Linked DNA regions of Homo sapiens: regions 1, 3 and 4 are each linked to region 2. A link is a loop called in an ENCODE intact Hi-C map of the cell type or tissue named here. Cell type or tissue: dorsolateral prefrontal cortex. All regions are shown on one strand. Each heading gives the region's core, and the rest is flanking DNA. Links, peaks and the distances in the headings are about the cores only. Region 1 has its middle 7.4 kb from the start of BMP15. Region 2 overlaps SHROOM4 (shroom family member 4). Region 3 overlaps SHROOM4 (shroom family member 4). Region 4 holds the start of SHROOM4 (shroom family member 4).

Region 1 (6,166 bases), core at 479-5,478, 160 kb before region 2:
CTTCCCAACATTTTCTTTGTTCTTTAACCTCTGTCTGTTACCAATTTAAACTTCCTATCTTTCTTTTTTTATAGTTTAATGTATTTTAATAGCTAACTTACAGGAACAGCACAGAAGACAGACAACATTAAAAACATGTACTTGCATGTAAGACAACTCAATTAGAAAAGTATAGTGAATGGATGGAATCTACTGTATGATAAAAAATGCTACAAACACCATTTAGTTGCCGTCGATAAGAAATTAACTTGTTTAAAAAAAATCCAAATGCTGGCATTGTCCAGAAAAATTTAACAGATTTATAATTGTTATAAAGTTGAACCGCTGAAACTTGTTCACTGAAACATTTTAACTTGCATTAATGCTTTATGTCTCCACATTTATATTAAAAATTCAAACACAAATGAAAATGGAAAAACTGTCAATACCTGATTTCTGTCCCCTATTTTTCCACTCACAATCATATAGTTAGGTACATTTTGACCCCATGGAAAAAAAAATATCTAACGTTCAGAACTACCAATAACAGGAAGAAGATTTTTTTTTTTTTTGAGAATGAAATGTTTCACATCATGGTGTATTCTGAAACACGTTCTCCACGTATGTGGCGTGCTAGCTGGATGTCTTTTGGCATAATTGTTACACGTGTGGCATGGATAGCACACAGGTTGGTGTCTTCAAAAAGGCCAACTAGATAGGCCTCACTTGCCTCCTGCAAAGTACCGATAGCTGCCCTCTGGAAGCGCAGATCTGTTTTAAAGTCCTGAGCGATTTCTCGCACCAGACGCTGGAAGGGAAGTTTGCGAATCAGAAGTTCAGTGGACTTCTGATAATGTCTAATTTCACGGAGTGCCACAGTACCAGGTCTGTAACGATGAGGTTTCTTCACCCCTCCAGTAGAGGGCGCACTCTTACAAGTGGCTTTTGTAGCCAGTTGCTTCCTGGGTGCTATACCACCGGTAGATTTGCGGGCAGTCCACCTTGTACGAGCCATGGTATAGAGACCTCCTTCGTTATCCCCCTTCTGCTTCAGGTGGAGCTCTGCAAGCGAGAGGCGGCGGTGGTGTTGGAGAGCGAACACCACTTCCTATCTGTATTTATTTATTTATTTATTTATTTATTTATTTATTTATTTTATTTGAGACGAAGTTTCGCTCTTCTTGCCCAGGCTGGAGTGCAATGGCACGATCTCGGCTCACCGCAACCTCCGGCTCCCTGGTTCAAGCGATTCTCCTGCCTCAGCCTCCCGAGTAGCTGGGATTACAGGCGCGTGCCACCACGTCCGGCTAATTTTGTATTTTTAGTAGAGATGGGGTTTCTCCATGTTGGTCAGGTTGATCTCGAACTCCCGACCTCAGGTGATTCGTCTGCCTCGTCCTCCCAAAGTGCTGGGATTATAGACGTGAGCCACCGCGCCCGGCCCACTTCCTATCTTTCTATTCAAAACAACTATATTAAAAAAGAATTCAACACAACTACATAAAAACAAACAAAAAAAAAACAAGATGTCAGAACAACTAGCAAGAGGTCTATATAGAGGTTTGGGGCATGGTTCTTTTTGATGTTTCAGTGATGTTGGCTTGGGTTTACATATGTCAAGAACATTTCCTTGCCATCTCTTTTAGTAGTGGGATTTTGATACAGGATCATAAGAAGTAGAAAGAGAAAACATATTACACTGGAAAGAGCATGATTTGGGTTTAAATTCCTGGTTCTGTTATTTTTTGGCCAATGCTTAACCTCTCTGCTTCTCAGTTTTCTTAACTGTAAATTGGGGATATTGTTTGCACTTCTATTAAATGAGATAATGTATCTAAAGTATCTAGCACGTAGATAATCCTCAAGCGCTCAATTTTTTCATTAATAGCGTGCGATTTTAAAGTATACATAAAATATATCTGACTGAGGCCCAGTGCGGTGGCTCAGGCCTGTAATCCCAACACTTTGGGAGGCCGTGGCAAGTGGATCACTTGAGGCCAGGAGTTTGAGACTAGCCTGGGCAACATGGTGAAACCCTGTCTCTACTAAAAATACAAAAAATTAGCCGGGCATGATGGTACATGCCTGTAATCCCAGCTACTCGGGAAGCTGAGGCAGGAGAATTGCTTGAACCTGGGAGGCGGAGGTTGCAGTGAGCTGAGTTCCAGCCACCTCCCTCCAGCCTGGGCGACAGAGTGAGACTCTGTCTCAAAATAAATAAATAAATACATACATACATACATACATACATAAAATATATCTGACTGAAGGAAGCGTCTTCTCAGCACCACAGTGGAATTCCATCCCTCTACCCAACAGGGCTTCAGGAGACTCGCCTGGCTGAGTCTCCTATTTTCATTTTCTAAAATGGATATTAATAGCACCATTGTAGAGGGTTGTTGTGAGAATGAAATAAGCTTATGCATGTAATATGCATACTTTGTTCTGGACACTACAGTCAACTTTCTTATTTTCGGAAAGATATAGTTTCTTATTTCAAAGAAAGAATAAAAATCCAACCCTATTCTTATCATCAGACTTGAAAAGTAGTTGACATAATTGTTTTCTGGAAATGCCCCGTGGTGGGCCCAATGTATGCAACAGCCCTAAACCCCCAGAAGAGGGCACCAGCTGTCTCTCTAGCCTTCTAGTTGATAGGGGGTAGGGAGGGGCCGTTTAATAGGTGATCGGAACAAGATCTAAAAAAGGATATATACCAGCCCTTCCTGCTTTAGAAAAAGCCAGTATGTGAAAAAAACTAATTATAAATCAGACAGTTTAGGAGGTGATTACTGACTTGACAAAAGGACACAACAAAACGGATCACCGCAGTTTACTCTGAATAGCAGGAACCCTTAAAGCTCAGTATGGGTTACTTTTTCAAACTACAATGTGCTGGGCACACTAGTGAAATGCATGAAGTTTACAAAGAATTGATTTTTATCTAACTTTTCAGAATATCGCTATTGTATTAAGCACACATGTATAATGGAATTCTTCCGTTAAATGAACATAATTTACATTTTCTTGCAATTGCATTTATTCAACAAATATCTAGTAATCACTTCCTATCTGATTGTGTTAGGTGTTACCGTGCAGGCTAAGAGCTAGGCTGCTTGGTTTAAATTCCAGCTCTATCACTCTTAGCTTGGTAATTTAGGGCAATTGGCTTAATCTCTCTGTGCCTTAGCTTCCTCATCTAATAATAAGGATAATAATAGCATCATTTTAGAGGGTTGTTGTGAGAATGAAATAAGCTTATACAGCTATTAAGTTGGCGCAAAAATAAGCTTATATAGCTATTAAGTTTTGCCATTGAAACTAATGGCAAAAACTGCACTTACTTTTGCACCAACCGAATAATATGCATACTTTGTTCTAGACACTATACCAGTCCCTAAGAGTACAGAAATTAACAGGACAAGTCCTCTATCTGCAGTGCTCCCAGGCACTATGCTAGGCACTGGGGTTGGTTGGCAGACACCAAGATAAAGATTTCTATCTCAAGAAAATAACAACCTGGATCAGGACATAATAGATAGGAAACATTTCCCATAGCCATGACATTTCCTCTGATTACTATTCTGAGTTCGTGAGAAATGGACCTATTTCCCAGATAAATTTTATCTTAAAAATAATTTTCATTTTCCATAAAACAAGAGTATGTTGTGTTATATAAAAGTATTTATTGATTTGGCACTAGGCTACATTCTTTTACATATTATGCTTTGTTTAATCTTTATATCAACTCTATGAGGTTAAAGCATTATTATTCTCATTTACAGGTGAGAAAATTGAAAATAAAAAAAGGTAACTTGCCCAGGGTAGTAGCACAGCTCTCAAATGGTAGAATCCACTAGGATTTGGACCCCAGGAAGGCTGACCCTTCTTGTGCTTTATTAGTTGCTATATAAGCTGCCAATGAGCATTTGGCACCTTAAGAAAACACATTTCCCCTGTAAAATAATCCCACAGAGACTTCTGAACATGGCACGAAAATCTAAGTTCTGTGAAGTCAAAGATCATGCCTATTTTATTAATTATTGTAGATGCTCAATAAATATTTGTTGAACAAATGGTTGCAGTAGGAGCTTATCATTCTTTCAGAAATCTAGGCTGATGGGCAGACTCTCGTTGAATATGTTGTAATGTATCCTTAGAGAAAGCTCTTCTGAGTTTTGAAGTGCAGGAAAGTCTGAAACAACCACATTCCTCAATTCTTTCAATCCCATGTAGAAAAAAAAATTAATATTGCCTGTATTAAGAAGCCCTTGTGACTCTCAATCTGTAAAGATTTTAGCAGCCCCAAGACAAAAAGTGACTCCTTTGCCATGCCTAGGTAAGAAGATTCACTGCTCCCAGCACTTAGAAATGGGCATTGTACCAGCCTCACTAGCCTGAAGACCAGAGCAGGTCTAACCCAATTGCAGTTGGTTCAGGTCCAGACTCGGATGGAGCCAAATCAGCCTCAGGTCATGGACTCAATGCTAAGACATACTCATCAAGCCTCAATAGTATGCCAAGAATTGTACTAGGTAGATGATAGTGAAACCCCATATAACAAGCAAAACAAATGCAAAGTCCTGAGGATGCAGAAGACCTGTGTGGATGGAGCACAAAGAAGAGAATGGGGGTAAGAGTTCCAGGTAAGAATGGTGTGATAGATAGGAGCCAGAACATGCATGGCCTCGTAAGAGATGCTGCTAACTTTTGTTTATCTTTCTGAAAATTAAAACAAGGGTGGACAAAGTAGAAAAAGGCACTCCTTCTGGGTATATAGAGCCCTATAAATGCATGGTTTAGCAAGGAGAACACAGGCTGGATTTCCGTCCTCACACGCCCCTTTGACAGGGTACGTTTGTATTGGGCTCCAACTGCACAGCCATGCACAGCTACTCTATTTATAAGGCTTTTGGCCTTCCCTGTGCTTTAGCCTCACTGTTCTTCTGATTTTCTTTCAGTTTTTCCAACAAACTAGATTACCTTTTGCCTGAAGATCTTTACATATATTGTCTCCTCTACCCAGAATATAATCTCCTCTCCCCTTCCCTAGGGTACTCTCACTCAGCTTTCATCTGTCAGCTCAAGCATCTCTTCCTTGAGGAACTCTTCCCTTAGTCCCTAGGTAAGATCTAAAAAGTATTTGAGGAATATGTGCAATGAGGTTGACACTTGAATTGGGTCCACAGTTACAAATAGGGTTTTGATAGGTGGAGAAAAGAAGGTTGCCATTCCAGGATCAGTTCAGAATTTTTCAAATATTGCCTTGAAAATTGTAAGAAGGACCTGAAGAGCAGTGTCATCTCTACCATGGGTCCCTTATGGGGAGTTGGGCAGCATTTGTAAGGCACAGCAGTTGTAAGAAAGAAGTTCTGATACAAGTCACTGATACTGATTATCTACTGTATACTGGATCCTTTGTGCATTTGTTTGTTCATTAATTACAACTGTGAAGTAGGTACTGTAATTGTATTCCTGTTTTAGAGAAAGAGGAACTGAAGTTCAAAGCAGTTAAGTGATTTAACCTGGATCAAACAGTTATAATGAAAGGCAGATTTGCACACAGGTCTCTTGACTCCAAGTCCTCGGCTTTTGTCACACCTTTGAGTCTGTACTTATCTTCTACAGCACTCCTCAGATTTGGATTCCCGTGCTAGATCTCCAGAATTTGGTCTTCAGCGTGGCAACAGAGTTGCTTCTATCCAACAGTCCCTATGAGAGCTCCTCATGATGTTTCTGGGATCTTTAGGCTGGAGGGGGTGTCCAAGTAGAGAATCTCCAGGAAGAGAAATCTAGAAACAACCTTGTAAACCTTAGCATGAGAGTGCAGAATTTTAACTGTTATCATTGCTTACAAACCATAATAACTCCCAGGGAAACCAGGGGAGTATTTATTTTTTTAGTCAAGTAAACAAGCAAGAGCTAAGCATGATAATCTCTGAAGATCCTTTCAGCCTTCTCATGGACAGCATTAGCTGGTGGAGCCACTGGAGTTTTTGATCATCGCTGGATAACCAAGTCATCAGTAAAACATTGACCATATTCCCATCCTCTGTCCTCCCACCGTCTGGTCTCCGTAGCCATTTATATATATAAAATATATATAAAAATTTTATGCTAAAGCAAATGACTAGGCAACTAACTTCCTAGGAAGACTGTCCTTCCCCTAAAAGTCCTACAGAGACTG
Region 2 (6,166 bases), core at 597-5,596:
AAAAATGCATTTTCTATATGTATGTCTTTATGAAACCTTGAGTTAAAGATGGTGAAGGCAAGCCTTGTAATTTCATCCCATTTTTACTGAGCAAGACAAACTCCTATTGTTGAATATGGAGTGACATATTAAGTGATACGTTAATGTTTTGTCAAATCTTAATGGCCAGCATCTTCTAGTGGCCCATTTTAGGACAACCTTAATCAAGCTATGGTTAGAGAACTTTTATTAAATGCCCAGCACTGTACTACTTTCTAGCATTTCCCACTCTGATCGTTTGCTTGAGGATGATGAAGGATGATAAATATTATAAATAAGATTGCTTCCCATATAGGTCTTAAAATCAGCTGAGGTCAATGCAGATCTACTGCTAGAAATGATTTGGAATTTTGGCTGCTTCAGGAGAAGCATAGCAGCAGAAACAGGAGATCATTGAACATTTTAAGAAGGAGGCTACCCGCAAATTCAGAAGTTCATCCCTTTAGGAAGGGTCTGTCATAATAGTAGGAAGGGACCAGGCACAGTGGCTCACGCCTGTAATCCCAGCACTTTGGGAGGCCGAGGCGAGTGGATCACCTGAGGTCAGGAGTTCGAGAGCAGCCCGGCCAACATGGTGAAACCCCATCTCTACTAAAAATACAAAAATTAGCCAGGTGTGGTGGCAGTCGCCTGTAATCCCAGCTACTCGGGGGAGGCTGAGGCATGAGAATCACTTGAACCCAGGCGGCGAAGGTTGCAGTGAGCTGAGATTGCGCCACAGCACTCCAGCCTGGGCAACAGAGTGAGACTCCGTATCAAAAAAATAATAGGAGTAAGGATTCCTGACTGAAGCCCTTTGGACACTTCCTGCTGGAAACGCATGGGCCTTTAGTAACTGATGTTGGCCAGGTGAGCTGGCACATATGGCATTCTTTTGTGGTCTCAGGATTTCATGGTAAGAAGATCTGGGCATAGCTTATAGCAAAGACCTCTATATCAATCATTCCATTCCTAGAAGTGCCACCTGGAAGAGGCCAAGATAATGAGATGTCTGTCCTCTTGTGTTGGTGGCTATGGTCAAGTTGAGGTCCTCAAGAAGCTTCCCTGTTGTCCAATTCCAGTTCACTGTGGCTTTGGTAACCCTCAAGAGAGAGATAGTAGATGGAGGTCTTCTAAAAACCAGATTTCTAGTGGCAAGCGCACAGCCCAGTCTGCGGTCATCAGTGGAAGCCAGTTCAGGGTATCAGCAGTTGGTAAGCTTGCTGAACATGCCATTTTAGAGAGAATCTCTCCATAGCAAGAATATGAAGAAATTGATTCACCACTTTCTCATACATCTTATGCCCTAGCCAACCCATACCTGACAAACTATCTTTCTTAAATATCCCAAGATCTTCCCTACCTCTTTTTCTTTGCACATGTTGTACCCTTTGCTAGAATGTACCCTTCCTCTTTCTACATGGTGAACTCTCATCTATTTTTTAAGGTCTAGCTCAAATGATATATTCTCTGTATAACCTTTCCTTCATTCCATCCCTACTACTTCTGTGGTTCTACAGCCTGTTGTATAGATCTCTATCCTCCCATTGCTCTATACAGGGAGTAAATTATCTATGAAGATATCTCTCTACTACTAAACTGTGACCCTTTTAAAGGTGGTAATTGTTTCTAACTTCTCTCTGTTATCTCCATTAGTCAGAACAAAGCCCGGCATATAATAAGATGAACCAGGGAAATGCTGATGAGTGAGTGACTGACTTATTTATTCTGATATGGCTAGGGTTAGATTCTTTAGATTCCATCATCATTAGGCTTTATTTGGTATCATATTTTATAAGTGTGTATTTCAGTGGCCTCTTCTCTTTTTATTTGTATTGTTTTTTGACACAGGATCTCACTGTGGCACCCACGCTGAAGTGCAATGGTGTGATCACGGCTCACTGCAGCCTCCATCTCCTGGGCTCAAGCAATCCTCCCACCTCAGCCTCCCCAGTAGTTGGGACTACAGGTGTGCACCACCATACTCAGCTATTTTTTTGGATTTTTTGTAGAGGTGGGGTTTCACCATGTTGCCCGGGCTGGTCTTGAACTGCAGAGCTCAAGCAATCCACCAGCCTTGGCCTCCCAAAGTGCTGGGATTACAGGTGTGAGCCACTGGGCCCAGCATCTTTAATGAAATGGCTAAACTTTTTGACTATGTTTATTTGTTTCTTTGAATAAAAGGTACATTTGTAGTCTTTAATTGGTCCAATATACAGATTCCAGTGGAACAGCAATGGCTCCCTCTTGTGAGGCAGTCTCAGAATTTCTCCTATAATTTCTTTGGAGATGTGTGGATAAGGTCCTCTTAGGAGAGTTAATTCTAATGGTCTGAATACTTTGGCTCCTAAGTATGGGGGACCAACTAGTTCTTTCTTGGAAAGTTTTAAGAACATCACTTGACAAGAGTAAAGAAGCCATCCCGGGAGTCTTAATCAGCACAAAATCTGAACTTCCTGGAGTTGGAAGGGTTCCTGGAGGTCATCTTTACAACTGAATCTCACACAGCAACTCATGTCAGTTTTGAGTTGCTCTCTCTCTCTTAGAGTTTTATGTTTTTTAGTAGATTATTCCTTTTAAGAAACTAAAATCTCCCTCCAGCTGATCTAGGTCCTAGCCTTTGGAACCACACAAAACAGTATGTACCTTCTTGATAACTAATTGCCCTTTAGGTAGTTAAAAGACAATGTTAGGTTTCTCATGATATTTTCTACATTCAGTTTTTCCAACATGTATGAACACCTCCCTAGTGCCAGGCATCCTGGTCTAATCTTCTCCAAGTCTCTCAACTGTTCCCCATATGTCAGTTTTCCAATCCTCTGAACCACTTCTTGTAGATCATTTCCACCTTGTCACTGGCTCTGAAGTTTATAATTTTTACATGTTATCTTTGTTAAATGTTTTCCATTGTTCCAGCCAGCCTCGATCTTTCAGGATACTATCATATATGGGACCTACTCTATCCTAGGAGAGTCTCCTCTTTCAGTTCATCAGTATAAGCTTCCAGTTTTGACACTTTAGAATAAAGCAGTACTTTTCAGGCAACAGCATGGAATAGTTGAACTAGATGGCACCAGATCTGCGTTCAATTCATTTAACCTCTTTGAGGCTAAAATGGTGCTAATAATCCTTCCTTTATAGGGTAATACCCATGATTCATGAGATACTGTCTGTAAAGCATTAAGCACTGTATCTGAGCACTTAGTGGGTACACCACAGAAATTAATGTTCCCCCCTTCTCCTCCTGCCAGTCTTGCCCTGCCCACCACTGCCCTCTACTGAGGAGAGTCAGTAACTGCTTTAAACTTGAATTCTTTCTTGTTTGAGCCAAGTAGCCCTATTCCATTTAATCTCTTTGTAGCCTTTTAATGAATGACAAACCTGCATGAGATGCAGCACAAACTGGAAGATGGCATACTGGCCTCAATTTTGTAAGATAGCCCTTGTAAAAATATTGCAGTAAGCATCTTCGCCAATTTCTGACACAGCATAACTGAGTTAGAGTTCTACATTCCATGGATAGCTATTTGTCAGAACTTTTTTTTAATATTACAAGATTCCAAGGTGCTAAACACAGATGCTTGGAATGTAATCCAGCATTTGTGGTTCGCTGTCATGTAAACAGTCAAAGTCACAGCCTGATTCTGAATTCATTCATGGGTTTTCTGGATATTTCCCATGCTCTTTTTGAAGAGGGGCATTTATGTGAATTAGCACTTTTAATTCGTCTGACAGAGTGATATAGGCTTGTATAAAAGCAATAAAAATACAGGGTCCCAGGTGGCATTTATTGCCACACAGATGAAAAGCCATATAGTTGGAATTCTCCTCTTATGAGAGGCTTTTGGGATGTGGAGGGAAATCCCTAAGCTTAGCAATCTGACATTATAGTACAGTGGATAGAGGGTAACCTAAGTGTCAGATCTGAGTTTCAGTTTCTCCTGTGCTAGTCACTATGAATATGATCTGGGACAAGTCCTTTCACCTCCTTTTACCTCAGCTTTCCCTTGTGTACAATGGGAAAAAATTGTACCAACTTTGTGGATTGGTTGTATTATAAATGAGATTAACAATTCTATACCACCTAGCCCAGTGCTTGATATATGGTAGGCAAGCAATAAATCATTGCTCTTAGGATCAGTTCTAGTTGATAACAGCTAAGCCTGCTGGAGTTGCCATATCATTTTCCTCTTGAAGAGTGAAAGAAGTAATAGCATGTGTATAGTTTGGGGATTCAATTCCTGGGTCTCTGTAGAAACTGGACCACCCTGAGTCCCTCAGACTGTGCTGGGAGTTTATAATCATTCATGTGAAGGACAATGGGAAAACATTGGGTTGCTTAATAGCCCTTGCTGGTACCTAAGCAAAGACAGTGAGAAGAACCCTGGTGACTTCTCAACCCTTCTCCACTGTAAGGGAAGAATCCTAAGGCTTTTCTTACACTGTAGCCTATAACTCCTTAAATGCAAGGACTTGAATTTACCAACTCAAACAGGAGTGAAATGCTGTTGCCTTTTTTGGAGGTCTGGAAACATATACTTGGGAATCTGGTGAGCTGGTTACTAAAACTCCCTTTGCAGAGATGGCGGTGGCTGGATTCTTTGTTTTCTCTTGAGTAATTTTGACCTAGAGGCAAAAAGAAAATCTCTAAAAATGTTCTGCTCATAAGAAAAGAGCAATTGGGCTGAGGGTGGTCCCCTGGTAAAAGAGAAACTTCACCACCAATCAGCTTTGTAAATTAAAAACAGGTGCAAAAACTAATCTATAGTGACAGAAGCTAATTAATGGTTACCAGAGGGAGGGGGACAGAGAAAACTGGGTGGCAATACAAAGGGCACAAGAAATCTTTTGGGATTAATGGGTAAGTTCACCATCTTGATTATAGTAATAGAAGGTACATATGTCAAAGATAATCAAATTGTATACTTTAAATATGTGCAGTTTAATGTATATCAACTATACATTAATAAATCTGTTAATTCAAACAAATCCAGTGTATATAACACCTAGTACATAGTAGGTGTGTGCTAAACATGTGTTGAATTAACAATTGTGACAGACCAACTTCTAGTGTGAAGAGCTCAACAAACCCTCTCACCAGTAAAACAACCATTAAAATGGTAGAAGATGATGTAAAACAACCATTCAAAGTATCTGGAAACTGGCTCAAGGTCATGCAACAAATTGAGAATCACTTATTTAAGAAAAATCTATGGAACCTTGGTAAGAACAATTGGCATTTGAGCAAGGAACTGCTTCCATTCCTCCTCCCAACTTTATGTTGCAGAAGATTTATTCCAGGTGAGTACAACCGAGAAAACAGGGGGTCTCTTTCTTACCAGCTGTTGATTATAGAGCTATAGTTTCATTCCAGAATGATCAGGCTGCTAGTGACTCTCATTCTTCCATCTCCAGTTCTCTGTTGTACAAGATTTATTCTTGGCCACAAAAAACAAGAAGATTGGGGGTTCCCATTCCGTGCTCAGTTCCCACTCTTAAGATGAAGGCACTACCCTAGACAGTTGCAGCAAACTGTGAATGGCAGTTGGAGAAGACCAGGGCTCCTATTTCCCCACTCCCAAGTCGAGGGCCCAGTTTTTTTTTTGTTTTTTTGTTTTTGTCAGACAAGGACTTCAGGGGGCTCATAGAGCAGAGATGTCACTGTAGAAGAAGCAGGCTGCCATATCATTCTCTCCTCATCCAGCTCCAAATAGTAACATAGCCTATGGGGACTGACTGACTTTAGAACAGAGCATGAAGGAATTCATGCCTAAAGTTATTGTTGAAAACAGCAGAGATTATAGTAGTGAATATTAGAGAATTACATATTAGTAGCAGCTAGAAGAAAAAAGACCAGCCAGACATTTCAGAGAGAGACCTGTGGAAAGAGTTTAAAAATGCCCTGCTAAGATCACATTTGTCTATTGGTCTGGAAGGCTGTACACACACACTAGGCTAAACCTGTGTGGGAGCTACCAGAGATATGATATTTATGAGCTGCTAAACCCTATTTGAATGCAGGATAAAATTAAAGACTTCCTGAAGTATGAAAGCATTCCCCAATCCATACAAAGATACATTGGCAAAAGATAGAAGCTTTACTGGATCTAGGAACTTAAGAAAAACCTGTGACCTTTTGATATAAGAT
Region 3 (6,166 bases), core at 503-5,502, 56 kb after region 2:
ATCTTCCCACAATCTCACTTCTCCCTCTGGCTCCTGCCCCGTCTTTCTCCTTTTGTTCATACTCAGTCTCAAAGGAAGAGTCTATAGTCACTATCTCCACTTCTCCACCTGCCATTTAGCTTTCCACCCTCTGCAGCCAGAATTTGACCCTCAGAACTCCACTGAAACTACTCTGTCAAAAGCTACAAATTATTGCCTAATTGTCAAAGTCAATGGGTTATTTTTCATATTCATCATATATGGCATTTAACATTATAGCTCTAGATTTTGCCCCCACCTTCCTTTATGAAACTCAATACCAAAAATCTCACACAGCAACTCAATAGCAAAAAAAAAAAAAAAAAAAAAAAAAAAATCCAACTTAAAAATGGGCAAAGACCTGAATAGACATTTCTTAAAAGAAGACACACAAATGGCCAACAGGCATATGAAAAAATGCTCAACATCACTAATCTTCAGGGAAATTAAAAACCACAATGAGATATTATCTCACTCCAGTTAAAATGGTTTTTATTAAAAAAAAAAAAACAGATGCTGGTAAGGATGTGGGAAAATGGGGAATCCTGGTACACTGTTGGTAGGAGTGTGAAATAGTACAGCCACCATAGAAAACAGTATGGAGGTTTAGCAAAAAACTGAAAATAGAATTATCATATGACCTAGCAGTCCCCTGCTGGGTACATATTCAGAAGAAAGGAAATCATATAAAAGAGATATCTGCACCCCCATGTTTATTGCAGCACTATTCACAATAAACAAGATATGGAATCAACCTAATCCATCAGTAGATGAATGGATAAGGAAAATGGGGAATATATATACAATGGAATACGATTCAGCCATAAAAAGAATGAAATCCTGTCATTTACAGCAACGCAGATGTAACTGGAGGTCATTAAGTAAAATAAGGCAGGCCCAGAAAGACAAATATTACATGTTCTCACTCATATGTAAAGGCTGAAAAGAGGGATCTCATGGAGATAGAGAGTAGACTGGTGGTTGCTAGAGGCTGGGAAGTGGGGAGGTTGAAGAGAGGTTGATGATGGGTATAAAAATACAGTTAGATAGAATGAATAAGATCTAGTGTTCAATAGTTTGGTAGGGTAACTATAGTTAACAATCTATTGTATATTTCAAAATAGCTAGTAGAGAAGAATTCATATGTTCTCAACATAAAGAAAAGATAAATGTTTGAAGTGATGGATATCCCAATTTTCCTAATTTCATTATTACACATTATATGTATGTATCAGAATGATACATGTACCCCCAAAATATGTATAACTGTTACGTGTTAATAAAAAAAAAAAAAGCTCTTACTTTTTTTTTTTTTGAAATGGAGTTTTGCTCTGTCGCCCAGGCTGGAGTGCAGTGGCATGATCTCGGCTAACTGCAACCTCCGCCTCCCAGGTTCAAACAATTCCCCTGCCTCAGCCTGCTGAGTAACTGGATTACAGGCATGTACCACCATGCCTGGCTAATTTTTGTATTTTTAGTAGAGACGGAGTTTCACCATGTTGGCCAGGCTGGTTGCGAACTTCGGACCTCAAGTGATCCCCCTGCCGCAGCCTCCCAAAGTGCTGGGATTACAGGCATAAGGCACTGCGCCCGGCCAAACCTCTTACTTTCAAGATAGTCAGTTTCCTTGTTATTTTCCTACATCCCTGTCCATTTTTTAAAAACCAGGCTCTTTACTACCTGCTCTTCCTCTGACCATTCCTTAAATGTTGGTGTTTCCCATAGTTCCACCATTTTTAACTTAATGTACCCTGGAAAATCTCACCCAGCCCTATAGCTTCAATTTATTTTCTATATCTCCTATGCTCCAGACCATATAACCAACTTCCTATTAGACATTTATACTTAAATGTGTCAGAGATATTGCAAACACAACATGCCCCAAACCTAACACATCATCATCTTCTCCCAAGATCGCTATCTATGACCAGGACCACTATGTATGTACTCAGCCAACCAAGTCAGAAACACAGAAGCCATCTTTAATTATTCCATTATCCTCATGTTCTATATCCAAATGATTTATCCTGAAGAGAGAATATTTAAGGAGAAAGGCTTTGGACCTAGGAAGAATGAGGTTATGTAGGATCCCACTGACTTCTATTACCTGCTGGTACCTAAGATTAATCCATACCTGCCCATGTACATGGATAGGAGGTGACATGTTAAGTAATGCCTTATATAATAGATACATTATCACTGATTAAATCTTGGATTGGTCAAGATTTAGGTCTTAAATAAGGCTTCTTGGAGGGGTAATTTGGTGAATTTGGAAGCGTTTTTGTTTTGGAGTTAGATATTCCCATGTTTGCAACTTCCTAGGTCTCTTATATGACAAATAATAATTCCTATATAATGGCATTATTGTGATGATTAAATAAGATAATTTATGTAAAATGACTGTCACATAATGGGTTGTCAGTGAATTTCATTCCCATTTGTTTCCTTAGGGTCTAAAAGAAGCATAATTGGAATAAACAAACATTGTTAAATTGGGAGAGCATCAGAATGGTGGTGTGCTTTGCAGCCTAACCTGCAGAGAATGATGTGCTAAGGAATCATTAGGGGTGGCAATGATCTGAATAAGAAATAAAGGCCCCTGTGAGATGCTGGTTGTACAGAGACACCAGCAACTTAGAGGGAGTGTGAACACTATCTAGAGTGTCTTCTGAGCCAGTCACAAGAATGAGAGTGTTCAGGTGTTTCACCCACTCATCTCGCCAGGGTGAGTTCCATGTCCTCTTTCCTCATACTGTAGCAACATCTGCCACTATCAGTCACTTAGGAGTGGCTATAATTATGGGCTTGGACTAGCAGGGCCCTTTGGTTTTCATGGTGTGGCAGGTCCTATGGCTCCCGGAACCTGTATTTTCTACCCTTTTAGCCTCCCCATCTCAGCCCCTATTGGTGAAGGCTTACAATGACATAATTTATTAGGTGATGCTGCCCTCTTGTGGAAAACTTAACCTTCACATGTGGACTACCTTGGGCACGGTATAGGAAATTAATTCCCTCTCGTTCAGTCCAAATTTTTCGTCAACTTTATGAAAGAGCTCTTAACACGTAAAAGAAGTGTGATTACCCTAAAATTTGTGAATATTCAGCCTAGTGTTTTATACAGGTAGAAAGACTTTGGTTTGAGTAAACAATCAGCTGACAAAGATCCAACACTTAGCTTTAGGTCTGGGCTTGAGTCCTTTTGGGATGAATATAAACAGAAGGAACTTTAGAACATGGCCAATTCTGAAAAGCCAACCCAGCTCTTCTTCCTATATTGCTGTCTAGATAATGGTCAGCTAAATCAGAAATGTAGGTGTCACCCTCAACTCCTCTCTCACCCAATTCAATTAATTCCAAGTCTACATAGACCTCTTGGTTGCCTTTGTCTTAATCCAGCCACTCATGATTTCTCACCTGGACTATTCTAAGAGCCTTCCCACTGGCTTCTCAGCTTTCAGTCTCACTTTTTCCTAATCAATCCATTCTCCAAATAGGTATTTGAGCATGTCACTTCTCTATTAGGAAAAAAAAATCAGGAACAATGACCACACAACCATGTTGATCCCAAGATATTCATTTTATATTGATTGATGATACAAACCGTATTGAAGATATTATATTTATGAACCATTTTTTTTTTGCAAAAAACATGGCATCCAAATATATAAAGAAAAAACTGTCAGCTATACAAAAAGTGATAGAAACTTCTGTATGGGAGAGTTTAACATAATTTAATTGACAATAAAGTAGACCAAAATAAAGTACTTAGAAGATTTGAAAAACAATTCATTAGATCCAATTAATACATTTTGAAAATTGTTTATAGACTGCATATTGTCTCTTCAAATATTGAGATAATATTTTTAAATGATCATATGTATGTCACAAAGAAAAGCTTTGCAAACTCTTTTTTTGAGATAGAGTCTTGCTTTGTTGCCCAGGCTAGAGTGCAGTGGCACGATCTTGGCTCACTATAACCTCCGCCTCCTGGGTTCAAGCAATTCTCCTGCCTCAGCCTCCCAAGTAGCTGGGACTACAGGCGTGCACCACCACACCCAGATAATTTTTGCATTTTTAGTAGAGACAGGGCTTCACCATGTTGGCCAGGCTGGTCTTGAACTCCTGACCTCAAGTGATCTGCCCGCCTTGGCCTCCCAAAGTGCTGGGATTACAGGCATGAGCCACCAAGCCCAGCCTACACACGCTTAAGAGTAGAAATATCTGATGATAATGTACAATGTTTACAATTTAAAAACAAATTTTAAAGTCTTCAATTACTTGAATATTTTAGATCACATTTATATGTGAATATTAGCACAAAGAAACACTAGCAGACTAACAAACAATAATAAAAATGAGATCATGACTTACCAAAACTTTGAGAATATTCAGAAGTAAATTCATAACCTTAAATATTTTATTATTAAAAATGAAGAATGAAATTAAATGACTAATAATTCAATATAATATGAAACCAAGGACTAGGTTTCTTTTCAGAGGGATGAATTAAATAGATAAGCCTTTAGCAAATTTAATCAAGAAAACAAAGATGAATTACCAATAAAATTTAAATGACAAATGGAATACAACAACAAAGAAAGATTTTTTAAATTAAAGGCGCACTACTATAATTGTACCTTAATATATTTGAAAATCTCAGAGAACTTAAAAATATCTAATAAAATATTAAATGCCAGAAATTATTGAGAAGTTGAAAACTAAATGGACATGTAACAGTAGAAACTTCGAAAACAATTATCAAAGAGAAACTTCCAAAAATACTTTAGGGACATCTAAAAATACTTTAGGGCTTTAAGGGACAGATATTTTTATCTGTGAATTCCTTCAAATTTTCTAGAAATAGCCACGTTTAATTCTATAAGTATGTTATAGTATTGAAAATGTTGCAGAATTATTCACATTGTTTTTGAAGCTAGCATTACTCTGATACCAAAACCTGACAGACTGCTCTAAGAAAGAATATTCTATCCAATTTGTGAATTTAGATGCAAAATATATACATGGAATTCTATGAAATCTAATTCAATAGTATAGGACAGTAACAATTCATTACAAGTATTAAAATAATTTTTAAAAGGCAAAATTTTGATTCTTACGTAGACAAAAAATGAACATGTTAAAGATTGTATTTCACTCATTAATGAGGAAAACGTAAAGTGTTACAACCAGTTCAAAGGAGAAGTCAAAGAGTAACAAATTTAAAGGTAACAATAGACCACAGTAATCAATTAGAAGCTATATGGAGAAATTTATGTCATTCGTAATGGGAACAAACTCATAAGCAATCAGGAATGCCCTTAAGAAATATGCATGAAAGAAAGAGGTTGTGTATGGAGGAAATTACAAAAATGTACAGACAGAGAAAATGAACACAAGTAATTTTTGATGATGTGGGTAAAGTCTTAGGGTACTGTATTACTTTTTCTTACAAAAAGGCAAGATACAATTGAATGTACAGTATATTGACATATTCTGGTTTAGCCATGCTCTCCATAGACAACTTCCGAACCATCATTCCTCCACCCTCATGTAAGATTCCCTTCATTTTTGAAGCTCAGACAAGCAGGGATTATCACTCTCATTTCCTTACCAATGTCATTTATCAGCCTCCAGGTTATTCTTTCACTTCCATTTTTTAATTTATTTTAACTGATACATAGTACGTATTTATGGGGTACATAGTGGTTTTCCAATGTGCAATGTATAGTGATCAGATCACAGTAATTAGCATATCTATTATCTCAAACATTTATCATTTCTTTATGTTGGGAACATTCAATATCCTTTCTTCTAGTTATTTGAAAATATATAATACATTAATCTTAATGCTGGTCCAGGATCTAGATACCAGGTTCATATAATAAAAACTAGATTTTTTGCTTTTTGATCAGTGTACCCAAAATTGATCAGTTATTTAAAAACAGTCTTTCAAATATCCATAATCATAATAAACTGAATGGAATGTCATATGCCAATTTAAGTGACCACGAAAAATATAACTATCAAGAAAACCAGTTACTCATAGTTCCTACTTCCCTACATGAGGATGTGTAAAAAAAAAAACTCCTGAGTCCTTCCTATGTGTCATAGAGTGTACTAGGTGCTGAGAACGCAACAATGAACAAGC
Region 4 (6,166 bases), core at 368-5,367, 67 kb before region 2:
TAAAATTTTTAAAAATGATAACAAAAACAAAAAAGCTACAGGCACTGCGATGAGGAAAATTGTATTCAAATTTGAGTTTAGAAAAAAGGTTCAGCTAAGGAAGTTTTAAAAAAAAAAAGCTCAGAGAAGGACTGCTATTTCAGTCTTCCTTCTTCCAAAAATGTAAACTTCTCAATAGCTTTTGAATGAATACAAGACTCCTGAGAGGAATGTTTAATGAGGTGGAAGTACCTAGCCTGGTTTTAATTTATCTCTCCCTGGTTGGCCTTTTGCCCACCTCCTGTGTCTACTCCCTTGTGGGTCTTTTGTTATCCTTCCTGACTTTTGAATATTAGCATATTTTAAATATTAGCATAATCCAGGATTCTACTTTCTGGGTGAGATTCTAATTTCTCTGAGTGAGATTATATACTGCAAATAATGGCTTCAGTTATCATCCAAGTGTGTATTATCAATCACCACCCCTTCCTTGATATGCAGTTTCCTATTTCTACCTGCCTAGTGGACTTTCCACCTTTTCCCCACAGGCAATTTAACATACTTTAGAATGAATTTATCATCTGTCTGATAGCTCCAGCGTGTGCATGCACTTTACACACACACACACACACACACACACACACACACACAGAGTAATATACCCCTCGAATGTTCTCCATTGCTTTCTTTTTACTTGGTTCAACTCTATCAAGATTTTGTTTGCACATATACTACGTTCAGGCACTTGCCAGGAAGTAGTCACAGAATTTGTAAACTGTAGAGGAACTTAAGAAATCAAGTCGCTCAACCCCTTCAACTTACAGAGAGTGGGGGTGACATGCTTAATATCCACAGTGAATTAATGGCAGAACTAGCTTAGAATCTAGGCATCTCAAGTTCTACCCTGTACCCTTTCCACTATGCAGTCATGCTACCACTAACTGTATACTTCCAAAGAAGAATGAGATGCCTGCTAGCAGCACTGATTTTTATCAATAAAGAAGCAAGATAATCTAGCCACCTTATGTTCAGAATATCTACTACTTATGCACTGTTTGTACAAGGGGCTAGGTAATTTATGTTCTGCTGTAATGATGAAAAGGATAAACTGAAGAGTGCAACAAGACATCATTGTAGAGTAAGGCTTGGAATGAAAATAGGTTAGTTAAAGACTAGCTCAGTGCTTGCTTTCATAATAAGGTTGTGAGAGGATTTTTACTTTTTCCTTACCAAAGTGTTTTCATATGTATTATTTCATCTTAGTCTCTCAACAGTCCTGGGAGGTAGGAAAGTCAGGGCTTATTAGCTAAAGTTTACAGAGGAAGAACAGGAGACTGAAAAGAGTTAGCTCAGTGATTTGCCCAAGGTCACCCATCTAGTTAGTGACAAGGCCAGGGCTCAGATGTGTGTCTACTGCTTCCAAACGTCTTTCCTCTAGTCTAGACACATAATTCTAATAGTCCTTGAGTGATGACTATATATCCTGTGAACTGAACTTTACAGATATGCTGGGACTGAAACACGCTGGATTCTACCAAGTTACAATCATAGAAATATTATCCGAAAAAGAAAAAAAATGCTGAGTTTCAAGGTGGGGCAGGGCAAATGAATGTTATAACATAGGTTAACACAAGTAAGAATCAACAAGTTGAGTTGCCATTTTATCAAATTTTCTGCTTTCAAATAAGGAAAATATAAAACAATAAACATGATCAAGACGGTGTTTGTAGGCCTAAAAGATCGAGGATGGTTTCCCATGTGCATCATCTCTAAGGACTTTAAAAAGGCAGGCTATAAACACCTAAATTGCCATTTTATTAAAGAAAAGTCAGGGCAGCATCATATATGCAGACAGTCCAGGGGGGTGCTAAGAAAAAAGGATTGATGGAGGGGGGTGACTTTGAGAGACATTTCAGTGGCCTGCTGCAGCACACCGCAGGCTGCTGTGCGTTGAAGAGGCAGTGACAGGTGAGGAAGTAGAAGTAGAGAGTGGAAACCTTGACCGCAGAAAGCTGGCTGTGAAGGAAGGGGCCGCAGTGTGTTTGTTGGCCATGAAGAAGAAGCTGCACAAGAACAGGGGAAGAAACTGAACAGGCGAGACAGAGTGGGAACATCCTGTTGAGTCACAACTGAGTTGTCAACACTTTCTCCGCTAGTGCGAGGCCCTTTAAAAATTCACTGCCCGCATGTGGCTCCAGAGAAAACACCTCAAAGAGAGAAGATAACCTGTCCAAGTGAAGGCAGAGAAATCAGCACAAGATTCAGTAACAAATTCGCTTTTCAGGACTATTATTGTGGCTGTTTGGTCTATTACAAAAGCCCAGCTCAGAAACTACAAGGTCAAGCTTGAACAGATGTGCAGAGATGTTCTGGACCCAGTCTAAAAGCTGATTCTTCCCAAAGGCACAACATTATTAATTGGCCAGCTTATCAATGGATGCTCTTTCCTGTAGGTTTGTTTAGAGACAATACTGCTAGTCATAAAGTTTGCTGATTGCTGGCTTGCTCATCTCGGTGGGGCAAGTGCAAGGCCGTGCCAGGAACTCCAGATGACTGGAACATACACAAGCACAGTGCTAGCCATAGACACCAACACTGAGCCAGGGTGCGGGGGAGCCCGAGCAGGGGGCATCCTCAAAGTGCTTCTTTATTTAAACTATGCTCTGGGGCAATGTTTCATAATGACCCCACACACCTAGCGCGTACACACAGAGCAGTCTACACACACAGCCTCACTATGTCCGCTGGCCTGCTGGCTTTGCTTTCCACCCCTCTAGGCAAGGTCCACAAATTAGCAGCCTTTTAACCCTCCCAGGTCTCCGTTCTCGGGACCTTCAGAAGAAAAAGGCAGTCAGAGAAACATGAACGCGCTAATCAGGAAACCAGCGTTTCAGCCCACTCAGCCACGCGGGCCGTCCACACTAACGACTTTCACCTCCCCTCGCCTGGGCTGGCTGGAGGGGCGGGGAACCCGGCAGTAAAGAGGAGGACCAAAGAGGGGCCCTGCTTGAATGAAACAATGTAACAATTGATGTGAGGCCTCGCCTCGCTCCCACTCCCCAGCGATCCTATAGGCGAGGTCCCAGTGACTGCCCCTCCCCATTGCTCCGTTTTCTTGTCCATTACGCGCTATCCCTCCGCCTCTCCTTCTTTCTTTTCTTTTCTTTTTTTCCCTTCTCCTTTTCCCCCCTCTCTCCCCCTTTCTCCAGCTCCGTGTCATTTCCTCCTTGCGCTCGCTCGCTGCCTGAGCGTCTCCAGCCGGGAGAGTAGGCGGAGCAGGGCGGTGCGGGGTGGCGTAGAGCTGGAGGGCGATGGTGGCGGAGCTGCTGGGGGCGGAGGCAACGTAGCCCCCTCGGAAAAGGAGCCCGGCGGCGCCTGAGCCCAGCCGAGGATGGAGAACCGGCCTGGGTCCTTCCAGTACGTCCCTGTGCAGCTGCAAGGGGGGGCACCCTGGGGCTTCACCCTTAAGGGGGGTCTGGAACACTGTGAGCCGCTCACAGTGTCTAAGGTAAGAACTGGCGGCTGATGTCCTAACGGCGCCTAACTTTGAATGGACAAGCGGGTGCGAAGGCTGCCGCTGGACGGGGCCCTCAGGCCAACTTTGAAACTTAGGGCTGGGAGCGAAAGACCCTCTGAGCGGCACGGAGGGGTCTTGCCACCAGTCCAGGTGCAGACATCCCCTAAGGGTGGCTGGAACACGAGCTGGGAGCACAACTGGCCCCCGGCTAGAACCTTGCGCGCAGACACACTCGCGAGGGCGCTGGGGCAGCCCTTGCTGCCCCACGTCGGGGCGGCTACTTCCCTCAGTTTGGGCCGAAGGAAGTGGAGGCTGTTGGGGATTTCTCCTTGGAGGCCTCTGCGTCCCTGCGGGACAGTGAAGGACTGAAGGGACAGTCATCGCGGCTTGGCAGCTCTCTTGGCAGCGTTGTCCCCTCTATCGACCGGCGGGCCGTCCCTCCCAGGCAGGTTGCAGGGCTAGGGGCTGGTGTGGGAACGGAGATGAGGCCATTGGTGGCTTTTGCCAGCCACACTTCCCACGGCCGGACGCGCACACATCCATTCAGCTCTTGGGGCGTTGTTGCCGCCGGTTCGGCTCGGCCTCTCCCTCCCTCCAGAGTCCTGCCCCAGCGCCGGCGAGATTTCCTGCACGTTGAGAAGTGTGGAGGAAACTTGCGCCATGGAGCGCAGCTGTGCTGGAGCTACTGCTGTTGCTGCTGCCGCTGCCGCCGCCGCCGCCGCCGCCGCCGCCACTGCCGCCGCCGCCGCCGCCGCCAGGGTTTGTTTGTTTTAGGAGTCTGTGATCTGCTGGAAGCCAAGTTGCAGCTGAGGACAGGAGAGAGGAGCTCTCCTGAGTGCTCCAGAACCCCCAAAGCGAGCCTCCCCCGTAGGGGTGAGGGCGAGGGGTAGGGGCAGCTGGAGCTGTTACCAGGAAGAGTGACTTGTGGGACGACTCACCTTGAGGTGCCAGATTGCCAAGTGAACGGACTTTACGAACTTTATTCCACTTTTTTGTTGTTTCTCTTAAATCCTCAAATCCGAAAAGCCCTCCCGCTTCCAACCCGCTTAAATGGCAGTTGAAGTTGTAGATGTGGGTTCAGGCTGGAGATAGAAAGATGTGTCTTTTCAGCAGGGAGCAAATATCACTTTTTTTTTGCGGGGGGGTGGGGTTCAACATTGGTCACATCTCAGCAGAGGGTTCAGCAAACGTCCACCGCAACACACACCCACAATAACCTGTGCGGCATTCGCCTTGCATTGGAGCCTGTGGTTGACTTCCAGTGTATGGGATCCTTCAGGCCTTGGGGCCCACACTCTTAGCAACCCTGGAGTGTTGCCATGGGTGTACCAATCAGATTGAGGAGTCTGAGGTATGCTGAGGCAACATTTTGAGGGGCTGGCAGGGACCCCTCTGATCATTAGCCTCCCCAAACTAGCCCAGATCTTCATCCAGCACCCTTTCCCCCATACTTGTCATGTACTTTAACCAGCCTGAGATGCGTTTGTCATCCACTGTCACAACCCCTCCTGAGGCAGTCTCCCTCCAGTGTTCTCTGGAGAAAGTTATATGCTTTTTTTTTTTTTTTTTTTTTTTAACAAAAACACTCAACTCCTTTGGTGAGGGGAATCCTGGCCTTCAGGAATTTCTTCTAATCAAGCTCCTCCTCTCCCCACTCTTTCCACCAAGGTCACAATGGGATATGCAGCCCTCCATGATCTGGCAGTTCCTCCCTTTCTTTTTCTCCTCACACCGCCCACAGAATTTCCACAGTCTGCCTAGACAACCTGCCTTGGAGAGGTCATTTTTCAGCTCTGCCCAGAGCTGACCCATCTTGAGAAGCACCCCAGAGAGTGCTTGCTGCTGTGGTCCCGGATTATTTTGTGAGCCAGTGAGAGCATGGCAGGGGGTGTTACTAAGTATGGGGCAGCCAGCAATTTGTGGTCTGGCTGGGGGATTATTTGAGAGGGTAGATGAGGGTTTCCTTGGCCAAGCTGTAGAGGAAGTGCTTCGTGTGTTGAGAGGCAGGGTGCCTTTTAATGATTCCCTTTCCACTGAATGTACAGTTGACCCCTATTATATGAAGGCTCATTATGACATGCATTTAGATATGCAAGGGATAAAATTATTTCTCCCATTCCTCCCAAATAGCCTAGTTCTTAACAGTAAAAGTCAGTTATAACTGGGTTGGCTTCAACGGTATATAAAGGGACCATAGTATTTTTTTAAGCACAATGATTGCCTGTATTGTGTTTTTCTTGACAAGACACTGTTTTGGCATATTTCATTAATTCCCTCTTCATTTTTCAACCTTGATTTTATTTCCTTTTATGATTCAGAACAATACAGCTTTCTCCTTGAAAACAGCCTTCTTAGTCTGTACACACTGGTTGGGATGGGTGGAAGGTAATAGAAAGATAATTGGGTTGGCAGATTAAAAACTTGGGTTCTAATCCTTTTTCTGCCACTCTCTAGTTCTGGAATCCTAGGTATATCACTTGCCCTACCTGGGTCTAGGCATCCCCATATCTAAAATGACATTCAAGTGGGTGGTCTTTAAATGATACTATGACAATCTAGTAGCCATGTTTTTGTTTGTTTGTTTTTGAGACAGGGTCTCACTCTGTTGCTCAGGCTGGAGTACAGTGGTGCCAGCTCGGCTCACTGCATCCTGTGCCTCCCAGGCTCAAG

What was found. Hi-C counts contacts between places; a loop is a spot of excess contacts. Peaks named below come from ENCODE experiments on the same cell type or tissue, not always from the same donor. Only the 100,000 strongest peaks of a DNase experiment are listed, where the experiment ranks them.
Region 1: a loop joins it to region 2, with 11 times the contacts of the local background. A loop is called at or near these places in 62 of 110 quality-filtered maps.
Region 3: a loop joins it to region 2, with 4 times the contacts of the local background. A loop is called at or near these places in 13 of 110 quality-filtered maps.
Region 4: a loop joins it to region 2, with 10 times the contacts of the local background. A loop is called at or near these places in 11 of 110 quality-filtered maps.

The regions. Positions count from the first base shown.
Region 1 is chrX:50,900,266-50,906,431 of GRCh38, reverse strand. It overlaps the pseudogene H3P44. Among named protein-coding and RNA genes, the nearest start is that of BMP15, 7.4 kb to the left of the region's middle. In dorsolateral prefrontal cortex, for the core only: a CTCF peak has its summit at 2,601 (motif pointing right); a DNase peak (open chromatin) is centred at 2,591; H3K4me3 peaks cover 625 bases; H3K27me3 peaks cover 4,788 bases.
Region 2 is chrX:50,744,908-50,751,073 of GRCh38, reverse strand. All of the region lies in intron 1 of SHROOM4 (shroom family member 4), which reads left to right. Among named protein-coding and RNA genes, the nearest start is that of SHROOM4, 66 kb to the left of the region's middle. In dorsolateral prefrontal cortex, for the core only: CTCF peaks have their summits at 2,267, 3,082 and 3,283 (motif pointing left); no DNase peak of the experiment used is centred there; H3K27ac peaks cover 1,114 bases; H3K27me3 peaks cover 4,910 bases.
Region 3 is chrX:50,688,733-50,694,898 of GRCh38, reverse strand. The region is part of intron 2 of SHROOM4 (shroom family member 4); the gene reads left to right. Among named protein-coding and RNA genes, the nearest start is that of SHROOM4, 120 kb to the left of the region's middle. In dorsolateral prefrontal cortex, for the core only: CTCF peaks have their summits at 2,756 and 2,956 (motif pointing left); no DNase peak of the experiment used is centred there; H3K27me3 peaks cover 2,643 bases.
Region 4 is chrX:50,811,223-50,817,388 of GRCh38, reverse strand. It overlaps SHROOM4 (shroom family member 4), which reads left to right and starts at 3,195. Exons shown (of 9, transcript NM_020717.5): 1 at 3,195-3,487. The coding sequence starts at 3,371. RefSeq lists an enhancer at 3,647-4,148. In dorsolateral prefrontal cortex, for the core only: no CTCF peak of the experiment used is centred there; DNase peaks (open chromatin) are centred at 2,538, 2,948 and 3,985; H3K4me3 peaks cover 3,367 bases; H3K27ac peaks cover 5,000 bases; H3K27me3 peaks cover 3,224 bases.